Regions from separate parts of the Homo sapiens genome. Here region 2 is linked to region 1. The links are chromatin contacts, found by POLR2A ChIA-PET in ENCODE. All regions are on one chromosome and are shown on one strand. The core of a region is the stretch at or near the end of the contact, and the rest is flanking DNA. Distances in the headings are between cores, read along the strand shown.

Region 1 (5,847 bases), core at 2,543-5,042:
AGCCCCGCTCTGTGCGACGAGGATGGCAGCGTCCAGGGCACGTCCTGGCTGCCGGTGTCCTAAGGGCAGGATGGGCAGCTCTGCTGGAGGCCTCCAGGTGCTGCTGGTGGGAGCCATGCACCCAGCAGCTCTAGCACGGCAGGTTGCTGTGCATGGCCCAGACAAGCCCCTCCTGTGCTCTCAGCCTTAGTTACCTCCACTGCAGGAGAGGGCTCCAGGCTCGTTGGGAGGGTTTAAAAGTGAGATGCACCCTGGGGGACACAGGAAACACTCAGCAACCATCATCCTTGCCGCTACTGTGGGCCCTGGACACACCCTGGACTGAAGTCCTGTTCCCTCTGTGACCTCCCAAAGCCCAAGCTTCAGTTTCTCTCTTAGTCAGTCCATCTTCCAGAGAAACTTAGCTTTCAGCAGAATCTCCTTTCTTTCTTAATTTTTTTTCTTTTTTTGCGACAGGGTCTTGCTCAGTCACCCAGGCTAGAGTGCAGTGGCGTGATCATAGTTCACTGCGGACTTGACCTCGTGGGCTCAAGGGATCCTCCGCCCTCAGCCTCCCAAGTAGGTGGGACTACAAGTGCACGCTGCCACACCCAGCTAATTTTTAAATGTTTTGTAGAGACCAGGTCTTGCTATGTTGCACAGGCTGGTCTTAAACTCCCAGCTTCAAGCCTTAGCCTCCAGATCCTTCTGCCCAGCCAGAACATTCCCAGATGGAACCAGGTGCCTTTTCCCCATTATACTCCACTCCCCTCTCACTGGTGCACCCCCAGTGCATCCCAGCACCTTGCCCAGCACACACTCAGTGCCCAGAAATCATTCACTGGGGGCTTGGATGGCCAAAGCCCATACCAGCCCCTCCTCCCCAGAGGCGGCCCTCCATCCCCAGGCTGCTCCAAGCTCCGTAGGAAACAGACCACATGCCTCCCTCACAGCACTGGGAAATTCCTGGAGGCGGCCACCATTTGGGGCCTGCCATCTTCCCACAGGGGCCTCGGAGGAAGCCCCAAGACCCAGCCTCTGGCTACCTTGTGACATCCTCTCCTAAAGGACTGGCCTAAGCAGGAGAGCAATTGGATCCCAGCACGGGTCTCACTTTGGATTTGCCAAAATCAGGACTTAAGGCAACGGTTCGGTGGAGGATGTGCTTTGGGAGGTGGTCTCAGAAGCACAGGGAAGGTGTGGGTTGAAGACCCACAGAGGAGCAGGTTCTGCTGCAGGCAGCTGGGGCTCCACCGTGCTGGCAACCCCTGAGGAGCTGTTGTGAAACACACCTCGACGCCACCCTATGGAGGGACAGGAATCCCGGGGCATCTCCAGGACTGGCATCTGTCACTGGCCTGAGGTTGCCCCTGGAAACAATAACACCTGGCACTTTGGGGCTGTCCTGAGTGAGGCTGAAAACGTTTCCAGCCCCCTATGCGAAGCTGCAGTGGCATACAGGGACCTGAGAGAGGCGTCAGTCAGGGTGCACGGGAGCCGTCCGATGCACCTGCAAGTGGACTGAAAGGGGACCCAAGGGGCCGTGGGTCAGTAGGCTTAGTGTCTATTAAAGCAACAAATCCCTCTGAGGGAGGAACGGCACCATCTGTGTGGCACCCCTCTACGCGGCACACGGGAGGGTGCAGTGAGTGTGCCATGCACAGGAATATGATAGCGACCTTGCCCGAGGGTTACTGAGGAACAGGGAAAAGGCTGTGTGAGGCTCCTGGGCATCTCATCGGAATACATTACCGTGCACAGCAGGGCTTAACGCAACAGAAGGGCGTCTGAACTGAGGAGGCCGGCAGGGTGGGTCCCCCTGAGGGCCACGAGGGAGCGTCGGCTCCAGGCCCCTCCCGCCTCCGGTGCTGGCCGCGGTCCTTGCCACTCCTTGTCTTCTGGCCATGCCACTCGGATCTCTGTCTCCATGTCTCTGTGGCCCGCTTCTCTCTGTTCTCCTCTTCTGATAAGGACACTTGTCATTTGATTTACGGCCCACTGGACATCCAAGAGGATTCCAGCTTGAGGTCCTCAGCTAATTACATCTGCGAAGACCCTGTTTCCAAAGGTCACATTCGAGGGTTTGGGTGGGCACGAATTTTGAGGGGATACCGTCCGATCCGGTGCAGGGACTTTCCAGCCGCAGGCTCTAGGGAAGGCTCTGTGCTAAAATGCATCCCCGGTTCACACTGCAGGGCAGGAGTGTGCGGGCGGAAGGAGCCATGCTGTTGAGGGGCCTGGGTAACTGTATAACCTGAGGGTCTCCATGTTTTCCGGCCTGCGTGGGTGCCTCTTCCACGTGAGCTCTCCCACCCCCCCACTCCAGAGGGGCGTCCCCTCAAATTGTCATCTCTCACCACCCTGGACTCTTCAGGGCAAACCGAGCACTGCTTAATGGAAACATTGTTTCTTCAGAGGTGACAATTCCCCCACACCAGCGTCGTCTCCAGCCTGGGTAGTCGAAGTGGGGTTCCTGGGCCTGCAGCTCCAGCATCACAGGGCTCCGCCCCGACCTCCTAAATCACAAGACCCTCAGGCGATTCCTGCATTTGACAATGTGTGAGAAGCACCGGCCTGTGTGGCCAAATCAACGGACAAATTCTCCCCCGGCATCCACGCTTGTCCCCCGGCATCCACGCCTGACCCTAGTGGTCTTCATCTGGTCCAGAGCTGCCCGAGGAGACAGGACAGAATGCAGCAGTAAGGACGACATTTCCTTCTGCTCACGGGTCCACACCAGGCATGTTTCTGACAGCAAGGGTCCCCAGCAGCCCTCAACACTCCAGAGATACTGGGATCCGGTGTGTAGGTTCCCACTACCCCTGCTCACTTCAATGACTCCAAACTTTTTCTGACCATCAAGCATGTTTTTCTAGAAACCCTGTCTTGCCGGGGCAGGTGTTATCAGCCACGTCCTGGTCTGTCCTGCAAAAGGAGGAAATGGCCACGCGCCACCTCCTAGTTCACCTGCACCTGTGTGGGCAGGTCCCGTGCACCCTGACTGCTGCCACACCTGCTGGGGCGTGAGGACTTTCTCGGGCCCCTCGATGTGGCTGTGTGTCCAGCTCCCAGGCACTCAGCGCCCTGTCCCTTGTCCCCTGTCTCCCGCCCCCTTGTTTACCAGTGGGGAAGACAGGCCTGGCCGGTGGGGGTGTGAGTCTGTCCCTGGCCCCAGCTGTGGAGCAGCTGAGCTCATTGGAAACCAGGCTGCGGGCCTGAATGCAGCCCTTGTCTCCTGGCCCCTGTTAATAGCCTCTATAACTGCCCAGCATTTCTATTGACTCAAGATAAGTTCCGGGGGCCGGAGAACAGCTCACTGTTTGGCACATGTCTGCTGGCCAGGCCTGGCCAGACCGGGATGGCAGGGTTTGGTGAGTCCTGCAGGCCAGGCCCCAGCGGTTGGTGCTGGCAGCTCAGCAAACAGCCTGCCCGGGCCACATGTTGCCCTCCTTATCCCTCGGGCCCCGGCCAGTAACCTTGCGGCGATTACACTATCAGCCTCCCTTGGCAGTGCCAGCGTGTGACACACGTCACATGTTCTCGAAACTCTGTCCAGAAACAGGTGTTCGAGGTGACATCATATCTGACCAGAGATCACTAAGTCTTCCGACTTCTATCAATATTTGCATTTCCAGCTCCACGGAGAATCTAATCAGACTTCTGATGACACCTGCCGTGTTTCTGACCCACTGTGCTCCTGGCTGTGGGTATCGAGCCCCCGTCTCCACTCATTTTGGATTTTTACCCTCCTGAGGGCCTAGTGAGCTGACAGGAAGGGCCTCTGGGGTGGCCAGATGAGGGGAGCAGAGCCAGGGGGTCAGGAAGGAGGCCCTGGAGCAGGAAGAGGTGGGGTCCAGGCTGCAGGCCTCAGCCTGGGTAGGAAGAGCCCTTGCTGGGCCCTTGGCCTTTGGTGGCTCTGTCCACACCTCTCCAGGACAGAAGCTCAACATGCAGGCCCCAAGCGCAGCGGAAGACCCAGACTCCAATGGCCAAATCAGGCCCAGTCCACAAGTGCATCCCAGAGGCCGGAGCAGGGCAGCCCTTGGCCACCAGACAAGAGCCAACACTCTGAACCACCACGGATGGGTCCCTGCTCTAGCGGAGGAAACCGCACCCTTTTTAAAAGAAAGAAGCAGAAATAAGAAAACAGAGCCCCGTGGCACCTGCAGGCGGTGGCGTCTCTCAGGCCTCTGGAGCTCAGGCTCTGGGGAGGGGTGAAGCCCCTCGTGGGCAGTGAGTCCCCTCTCAACCAGCCCCAGAGGGCCCCAGAACCCCAGAGAAACTCCCAGCAGCATCTGGGGTTGTATCGAGAAGCCACGAATTGGAGATAACGCCCACCTAATGTCAGAACAAATACGAGGCTGAAACCAGAGAGGCCTGGGAGAGATAAGACAGGCGCTCGCCCGGGCCGTGACCCCCGGCCACCCGCACCCCCATCCCAGCCCAGGAGAAACAAAGCCTCCAGAGCCTCCCGCGTTAATCATTTCTGGGCAGTCCGGGGCAGGGAGGCCCCGTTTCTTGGCTCCCTGGAGGCCCCGCCTGCCAGACCAGGCCAGACCTCGAGGTTTCTGGGGGTTCCCGTGCCTGGAACCCAGCACCGTGAGACCAGAGGACCCAGCAGTGAAGGAGGCAAACCCTGTCCCCGAGCTGCACACGCTGGAGCTGCACACGCTGGAGCTGCACACGCTGAGGGTCAAACGTGACATGCAGGCTATTCAGAGAACCACACAACCACACTAGTTAGCGGACAAAGGGCGGCGTGCCCTGAAGCCCGGGGCCGTACAGCACTGTGGGGTTCCTCACAGGCAAGGGGGATGCGGTAACAGCTTGAAGACGCACATTCCGACTTCAGGAAGCGCCATGAGGCCGGGAAGGGCTCCGTGCCTGTCCCTGGCTGAGGCTTCACTGGGCATATGAGGAGCATGAGAGGGACAAGCTCCTCCAAACCCAGGCCCATGTTGAAGTCAGTGTCCCCCAGCTCCCCTGCTGAAAGAACTGGGTGTGACTGGGCAGGGGAGGGAAGGGGAGGGGAGGGCCTCTCAGGATTCCGAGGAGTCTGTGCTCATGGGGATGCCCAGGCCGCCCCCCAGCCACTGGCAGAGAGGAGCCGTGGTGCCCAAGCCAGGCGGTGGGTCAGAGGCCGAGCGGAGCCTGGCTGGCTGGCTGTCCATGGGCGGCCTCGGTCCGGTTCTTGTCCATTCTTGTCCAGGGCAGTGAAGCTCAGCCCTGCAGAAGCCGAGTGGCTGGGGGGAGCCTGCTTGCACCCACCCGCGGGCAGAAAAGACGCCCTGGCTGGGTGGGGCGGGGAGTCTAACCCCTGCCCTGGCAGGTCAGGTCTGCGGCAACTTCTCCGACATGGGGGGCAGGTGGTCTTCTGGGCCAGGCTGGGAGTTGGCAACTGGGAGAGGGAGCAGGAGGAGAGGGAGGCTGAGGGCCCTGGGGGCCACTAACAGGGGAGATGGGGAGGGCCAGAGTCGCCCCCACAGCGGCCACAGGACAGGACAGCGGCGGGACAGTGGCTGAACCCAGTCCCAGGTGCCAGGTGCTCCTCACCTGTGGTGGAGGACTCCACGCACACGCCAGTGGGATCTTCCTTCGAACGGACACATTCCAGGGGAGTGTAGATTATTGGGCTCACACAGAGGAAGTCGGGAAGCACAGATCAGGACCTGGGAACCCCGTTCAAGACCAAGCAAAGACCTGGGCCACAGAGCAGCAAGAGCTGGAGTGTGGGCTCAGCCGTGTGACCCCAGGTCCTCCCTGTTTCCATGAAGGAGAGGCACGTTCCAGGCAGGGCAGGAGAGCTCAGCTGGCCCCAGGCAGGGAGCGTGTATGCAGGTGCGTGCTCGTGTGTGCACGTGTGTCTGA
Region 2 (6,251 bases), core at 1,949-4,448, 1.1 Mb after region 1:
AGACGGTGCCACTGCACTCCAGCCTGGGCGACAGAGCGAGACTCCAACTCTGGAATAAAAGCAAAGGGCCCAGGCACCCATACAAGCGCATGTCCCCACACCCTGGTGCACACCCGACCCCCATGACACTCCGGGTTTTCCATCAGCCAGGGTCTACAGAGGCCCCCACGCCCCAACACCCATGGAAGCCTGTACTAGCTTCTTCCTACTGCCGTAACAAATTGCCACAAACTCTGGGGCTTAAAACACCAGGAATTTGTTTTCTCACGGCTCTGGAGGCCGGACTCCGACATCAAGGTGTGGGCTGGGCCTTGCTGCCTAAGGAGGTTCTCGGGGAGGGTCCTTCCTGCCTCTTCCAGCCCAGGACACCCTTGGCTTGTGGCTGCACCTCTCTGATCTCTGCCTCCAAGGGCACATGGCCTTCTCCTCTGTCCTTCTGCACGTGGGCACCTACTAAGCTCCTACCATATCTACTGAACCCCAACTGAAAGGCCCTTATCTGCAGAACTCCAACCATGTGCTGGTATCTACCGAGCCCAGTTCCAGGCACCAGGGGTGCAGCAGTGAACAAAACAGAGCCCCCACCCTCTGGAGCTGACAGTCCAGTGGGGACAGAACCAAGTCAGCCACAGCTTGGGTAACTCCACACCCACCGGAGCTGGGGGCAGAGGGCCTCCTCTCTCTCCCGCCTCCTTCCTGTTCTGGCCTCTGCACTCTCTGGAGCCACCCTGGGCTTTTATTCATTTACCTGTTCCCTGTCTGTCTCTGTGACCGGAACATTGCTCCCTGCATCTGGAGGCTGAGGGGAACTGGCACAGGACTCAGTGCTGGGTACACAGCAGGTACTCAATAACTGTCAGTGCACTGAGGAGATACACAGCGACCACCGTGCCAGTGCATGCACATGCACCTGTGCTCACCCTGGGCACTGCCCACAGGCACGTCTGAGCCGGCAGGGAGTACAGAGAAGCTCCCCAGGACCAGAGGGCCCCAAATCTCCGGCGACACCAGTGATCCATGAAGCTGGTGGCCAGCAGCCGGTGGCAACGCCTCTCCCCACCCCAGAGGCTTTTCGGGCTGGCCCCAGCTTGGATGCCTGGGCTCAGCCACCAGCCAGCCTCATCCAGGACCCTGCAGCCCCGGGGGTGGGGTCTCGCCTGCCTTCCTCCCCATTCCGGGTCCTTCTCCCAGTCTCCAGGTCCCTGGCCCTCTCCTTCAAAGCTCAGCGTCAGGCTTTCCATGTGGAAGCACGCACCTTGTGCCCAGCATCTTCTGCCTGCAAGGGCAACAGAGGCACGTTCCTGGCGAGGGAGAGCGGCTGCTGCCCAAACGCCAAATGGAAGCCCCTGGTGGCTCCACGAATGCATGTCACAACCTCAGAGCAGGGGCCGAGGCTGTTGCTCAAGACCCCAGCTTCCTGCAGAGAGTGGGACTGGCAGGACAGTGTCCAGGGGCACAGGGGAGGAGCCCCGGATCTGCGCAACGGGCTGGGGCTGTGTGACCTGAGCAAGGACCCCTCCTCTTAGCCTCGGTTCTCTGGTCTGCACAGCTGCGGCCTGACAGAGGCCCCAGGTGCTGCCTGTGGCTCCTCCCAACCCCGAGACCTTCCCACCAAAAACACACTCAGGAGAACGCTTTGCCCAGAAGGTGCCTGGGCTGCAGGTGGCCGTTGAGGGCCCCCCTTCCTGAGCGTCTGGCCCCCAGCCCCGACACACAGATCTCTGTCCCAGCAAGCCTGGTCCCAGTCATTTAGCCAAAGAGCGTTTGCTGAGTGAATAAACAATGGAGCAGGTCCAGGCTCGGGCCAAGATTCAGCAACGGGCAGGGCCAGCTGCCCAGCTACACACGCCAAGACCCTCCTGGGGAGAGACAGCCTAGTCCTCAACCCCTGCCACCTCCTGCTGCTCCCAGAGATGGGGGCTGTTCTCCATCTCGGGCCCTATCACCCGGGGCCTCAGAGGCCCGGCTGGCAGCAGCACCTGGGGTCTGGGGGCTTCCTGCCCTGCACTGGCCGCTCCCCCACAGTGGCCCTGGCCACATCCCCCCAGGGGCCTGAACAGGCTGGGGGAGGGTCAGTGCCCATACGAGGGCTATCCAGGGACCCCATCTGGTGGCCAGGCCCCTGGGCAGTGAGAGCCTCGGAGGGCCCAAAGAGGCAGCTCTGCTGGCCTTTCCCAGGGACACAGAGGGGGACTGGACTGAAGCCAGGGCCCAGGAGCCGCCCTGAGTCACGTCTGACTCAGCCGGCGGGCGGGGGATGCCATGGCTCTGGCCCAGCTGCATTCGGTGTCCGGGCACACTGAGGCCACTGAGGACAGCCTCGGGGGGCTGCACGGTGGGCTGTGCCTGCCCAGTCCCACGCCTCGGCTCCCCATCCCCCAGCCGCCCGGGCCTCAGTTTCCCCGCCCGTGTCAGCGCGCAGCCGAACAGCAGAAGAATCAAAGGGCGCCAGGCAGGACTTACATGAGGTCGGGCCGGTGGCGGTGCAGGATGGCGCAGAAAGCCAGGCCGTCGCGGAACGACGTGGTCATGTTGCAGATATTCACGTCGCGGTAGCCCTCGCACTGCTGCCGGCACCACTGTTGCAGCGCCCTGATGGCCGCCATGTGGGCGGCGCGCCCGCCGCGCGGCGGAACCGCCCTCCGACACCTTCCCGCGGCTGTGCCGCGACCGCCCGGCCGGCGGGACAGACGCTGGGACCGCTACGGAACCGCCAGACCCACGGCGCCCAGCCCCAGCTGAGCCGGACTGAGGGCGACGAGTGCCGGGTCCCTAAGAGAAGCCGAGCCCGGCCCCGCCCCCGCCGGCCCCGCCTCCTTGTAGGCCCCGCCCCCAGCCGCCAAGTCCTGCCTCCGGATAGGCCCCGTCCTCACACCTCCCAGCCCCGGCATAGGCTCCCGCCCAGGCAGGCCCCACCTCCCGACAGGCCCCGCCCCCAGCCGCCGGGTCCTGCCTCCTGATAGGCCCCGTTCCCACGCCTCCTGGCCCCGGCACAGGCTCCCGCTCCAGGCAGGCCCCGACTCCGGACAGGCCCCGCCCCCAGCCTCCAGGTTTTGCCTCCCGAGAGGCCCCGCCCCACGCCGCCCGGCCCCAGTACGGGCTCGCGCCCTAGGCACGTCCCGCCTCCTGGTAAGTCCCGCCCCCACGCTGTCAGGTCCCGCCCGACAGGCCCCGCCCCACGCCGCCTGGCCCCTCCCCAGGCCCCGCCCCGCCGCTGAGGGCCGAGACCCCCAACCGGTGAAGGGGCGCGGTCTGCTTGGGGGTCCTGCCATTCTGGACCCCTGCGGAGACCTGGAATTTTCTTTTTCGCCGCCCCACCTCCCACCACCATCTCACCCCACCGCCATGGAGAAGAGGCAGGAAAGGCCGTTGACAAACGGGGACACTGAGGCTCGAACACCCTGCCCTGTCTAGGGCCTCAGCCCTCGGCAGCCCGGCCTCCCGGGGAGCAGGAGGCGCCTTGTGTTTCAGGGTTTCAAAGGACGTCCGCATCTGGTTTCTCTTTCCAGGCCGCTACATGCCAGCGGGGGTTCCAGGCAAGGCAGAGGTGAGGCCTGGGCATTGCCAGAGGAGAAACTGAGGCCAGGAAGGGGGCCGTGGAGCCGGAGTTGCACAGCTGGCCTGTGCTTTTCTTCTGGGGGCCTGTGGGCAGGATCTGTTCCTGGGGCAGGAGATTCCTCAGGCTGACTTGCAGGGTAGTTCCAATTTTCCACTTTGAGCTGTGACAGAAGAAATAAGGAAAGTCCCTCTGCTGGGGCCCTAAATTATCCCAGACTGGCCCCTGGCCCCGTTATCCTTGGGGAACCTTGTCTGTGGCCACGGGGGCTGGACGAGGGCGGAATCACTGACACCAGCCATGTGAGGGGGGCCTACCCTCCTGGCTGTGGGGCCAGGGCTTGTCTGGGCAGGGCCTGCAGGAAGGAAGGTGTTTTCCCGCAGTAGCCCCTGGCAGGGAGTCAGGGCAGCTTCTCTGTGCCCCTTGGGAGGAGGAGAAACTGAGGTCTTCCAACCCCAGCCAATGGTGCTGTTCCAGATCTTTTCTGAGGCTGGTCCCTGGTGAGACACCGTAGTGTTCATGGCCAGCTGCCTAAGTGTCAGTGAGGCCTGTGTGTAGGTGGTGAGCTCCCCGTCACCAGGGGCATGCAAGCAGCTGCTAGGCAGGGAGCCCTTGTGGCCTGGGAATGTGGCTGGCCCTAACCGCTGCTCCGCCACAGTCCCTGACCTGCGGATGTCAGGGGATATCGTGCCAGCACAGCCGGAGCCGGTCCTGGCACCGGGTTTTCTTGACTCCCAGGGCAACGGTTAGGAGAACCGGAAGAGCTGGAAAAGAAGGGAGAGATCAAGAAGCAGAAGCAGCGGGGCAGTGGGCGGGGGGAATTAGTGGGGGATGGGGGACACAGGGGTGGACAGGCGTTAGGGCCCAGCTCCCTTAAAAGGAGTGGTGTGGGAGGTGGCCTGGGTTTCACTTTTATCGTGAACTTTTACCACTGCACACTTAAAAAGCCATCTCACTGGTCACCCCGTGGCCCATCCTGCGCGGCCCCCCTCTGGCACCAGTGAGCTGGGAGGCAGCATTTGTGACGTTTGCCCACCAGCACCTCACACACCATGTCCCTCCAGGGTCCCCGAAGCCAGGAGCCAGGACACCCCCAAACAAATGGTCCTTTCTCCCCACTGCCCACGGCTGCCACCCTCCCATCCAGACGACCTGTCCCCCCGCCTCTGCCCACAGGGCTGCCTCCTGCCCCTCCAGCCACCACAGTCCACCCTCCCCAGCAGCCCGAGGGATCTTTCTAGAAGGCCTGACCAAGCCCTTCCCCTGCCGGGAGCCTCCCAGGCTGTCCTTCGAATAAAGTCCAGGTTGCTTATCAGACTTTCCGCAGGCTTATCACGCTGCATCTCCCCGGCCGCACCCTGCCACGCTGACCCCAGAGCTTTGCGCCCGCACCGGCCCCCAGCACCCGCCCCTCCTCCTCATCCTCCAAGACCCCCACCCTGAAGCCCCTTGGAGCCACCGAAGGCTCCCAGGGTCCCCATCTGTGCTCCCCAGGGCTGCCATGTGGACTCTGCACACGCCTCCCCCGTCCAACACAGAGCCTCCACCCGGGGAACCCGCTGCCTTCTGGCCTCACTGGGAAACTGCCTTCTCTCGGGCTCAGTTTCCTCATCTGCAAAGTGACATCATGGTCCCCTTCCACCAAGGGCTACCCCACGGCCAGGCACGCAGTAAATGCAGCATGATGTACCCACCCAGGCACGCAATAAATGCAGCATGATGTACCCAGGGGTGGGGAACAGGTAAGAGCGGTGTGAGCTCAACAGGCCCCAGGATGGGGACTCAGATGGGGGCCCAGACTTCAGGCCCTTTAGAAATGATGATGACCTCAGCCTGGGACTAACAGAGAGAGAGAAAAAGGGGAGAAAGAGACAGAGAGAGAAAGAGAGGGGAGAAAGAAAGAGGAGAAGAGAGGGAGACAGAAGATAGAGCAAGAACCTCCCTAGGAAGGACCACGAGAACTGAGACCTGGAGGCTAAGCTAAGTAGGAATCACTTTGTTGGAGAGGAAGGGGAAAGGGCAAAGGGAACAGGAGTTGTAAAGGCCCTGCGGCAGGAAGGAAGACTCGAAGATAGGCTGGTGTCGCTGGTGCAGGGGACTGGGAGGAGGTGCAGGGGCTGCGGGAGGAAGGGGTGCAGGCAGCAGGGCCCGGCTAGGCCCCTACTCCAACTTCTCCCACCAATTTCCATGCCTACATTGTCATTTGATACTTACAGCCACCCTTTAAAAGTGGCTCTGGGCCAGGGGTGGTGGCTCATGCCTGTAATTCCAGCATTTTGGGAGGCTGAGTTGAGACGATCACCCAAGGTCAGGAGTTTGAGACCGGCCTGGCCAACATGGTGAAACCCCGTCTCTACTAAAAATACCAAATTAGCCGGGCATGGTGGCACATGCCTGTAGTCCCAGCTACCTGCAAGGCTGAGGCAGGAGAATCGCTTGAATCCGGGAGGTGGAGGTTGCAGTGAGCTGAGATCACACCACTACACTCCAGCCTGGGTGACACAGCAAGACTCTCCCCACCCTGCCGCTCGCCACCCAAAAAAAAAGTGGCTCTGGGCCAGGTGTTGTGGCTCATGCTTGTAGTCCCAGCTACTCAGGAGGCTGAGGCGGGAGATCACATGAGAACAGAAGGCTGCAGTGAGCTGTGATCACACCAGTGCACTCCAGACTGGGTGACAGAGACATTAATGTGTGT

Evidence for each region. ChIA-PET counts read pairs that join two places held with the same protein, here RNA polymerase II (POLR2A).
Region 2: POLR2A ChIA-PET joins it to region 1 with 16 read pairs in PC-3. The contact joins the promoter of MICALL2-DT here to the enhancer-like site in region 1. POLR2A ChIA-PET finds 5 or more read pairs at or near these places in 2 of 52 experiments (K562 and PC-3).

Annotation. Positions count from the first base shown.
Region 1 is chr7:338,964-344,810 of GRCh38, forward strand. No RefSeq gene overlaps it. Among named protein-coding and RNA genes, the nearest start is that of FOXL3-OT1, 51 kb to the left of the region's middle. RefSeq lists an enhancer at 4,630-5,259. Within about 2 kb of position 3,793, at least 15 of the 41 ENCODE cell types and tissues checked have a DNase peak (open chromatin) inside an H3K27ac peak, as active enhancers do.
Region 2 is chr7:1,456,721-1,462,971 of GRCh38, forward strand. MICALL2-DT (MICALL2 divergent transcript) reads left to right here and starts at 3,199. Exons shown (of 2, transcript XR_001745046.2): 1 at 3,199-3,547. MICALL2 (MICAL like 2) reads right to left here and starts at 2,750. Exons shown (of 17, transcript NM_182924.4): 1 at 2,464-2,750. The coding sequence starts at 2,606. RefSeq lists enhancers at 704-1,426, 1,427-2,149, 3,573-4,124, 4,125-4,676, 4,213-4,507 and a silencer at 2,523-3,242.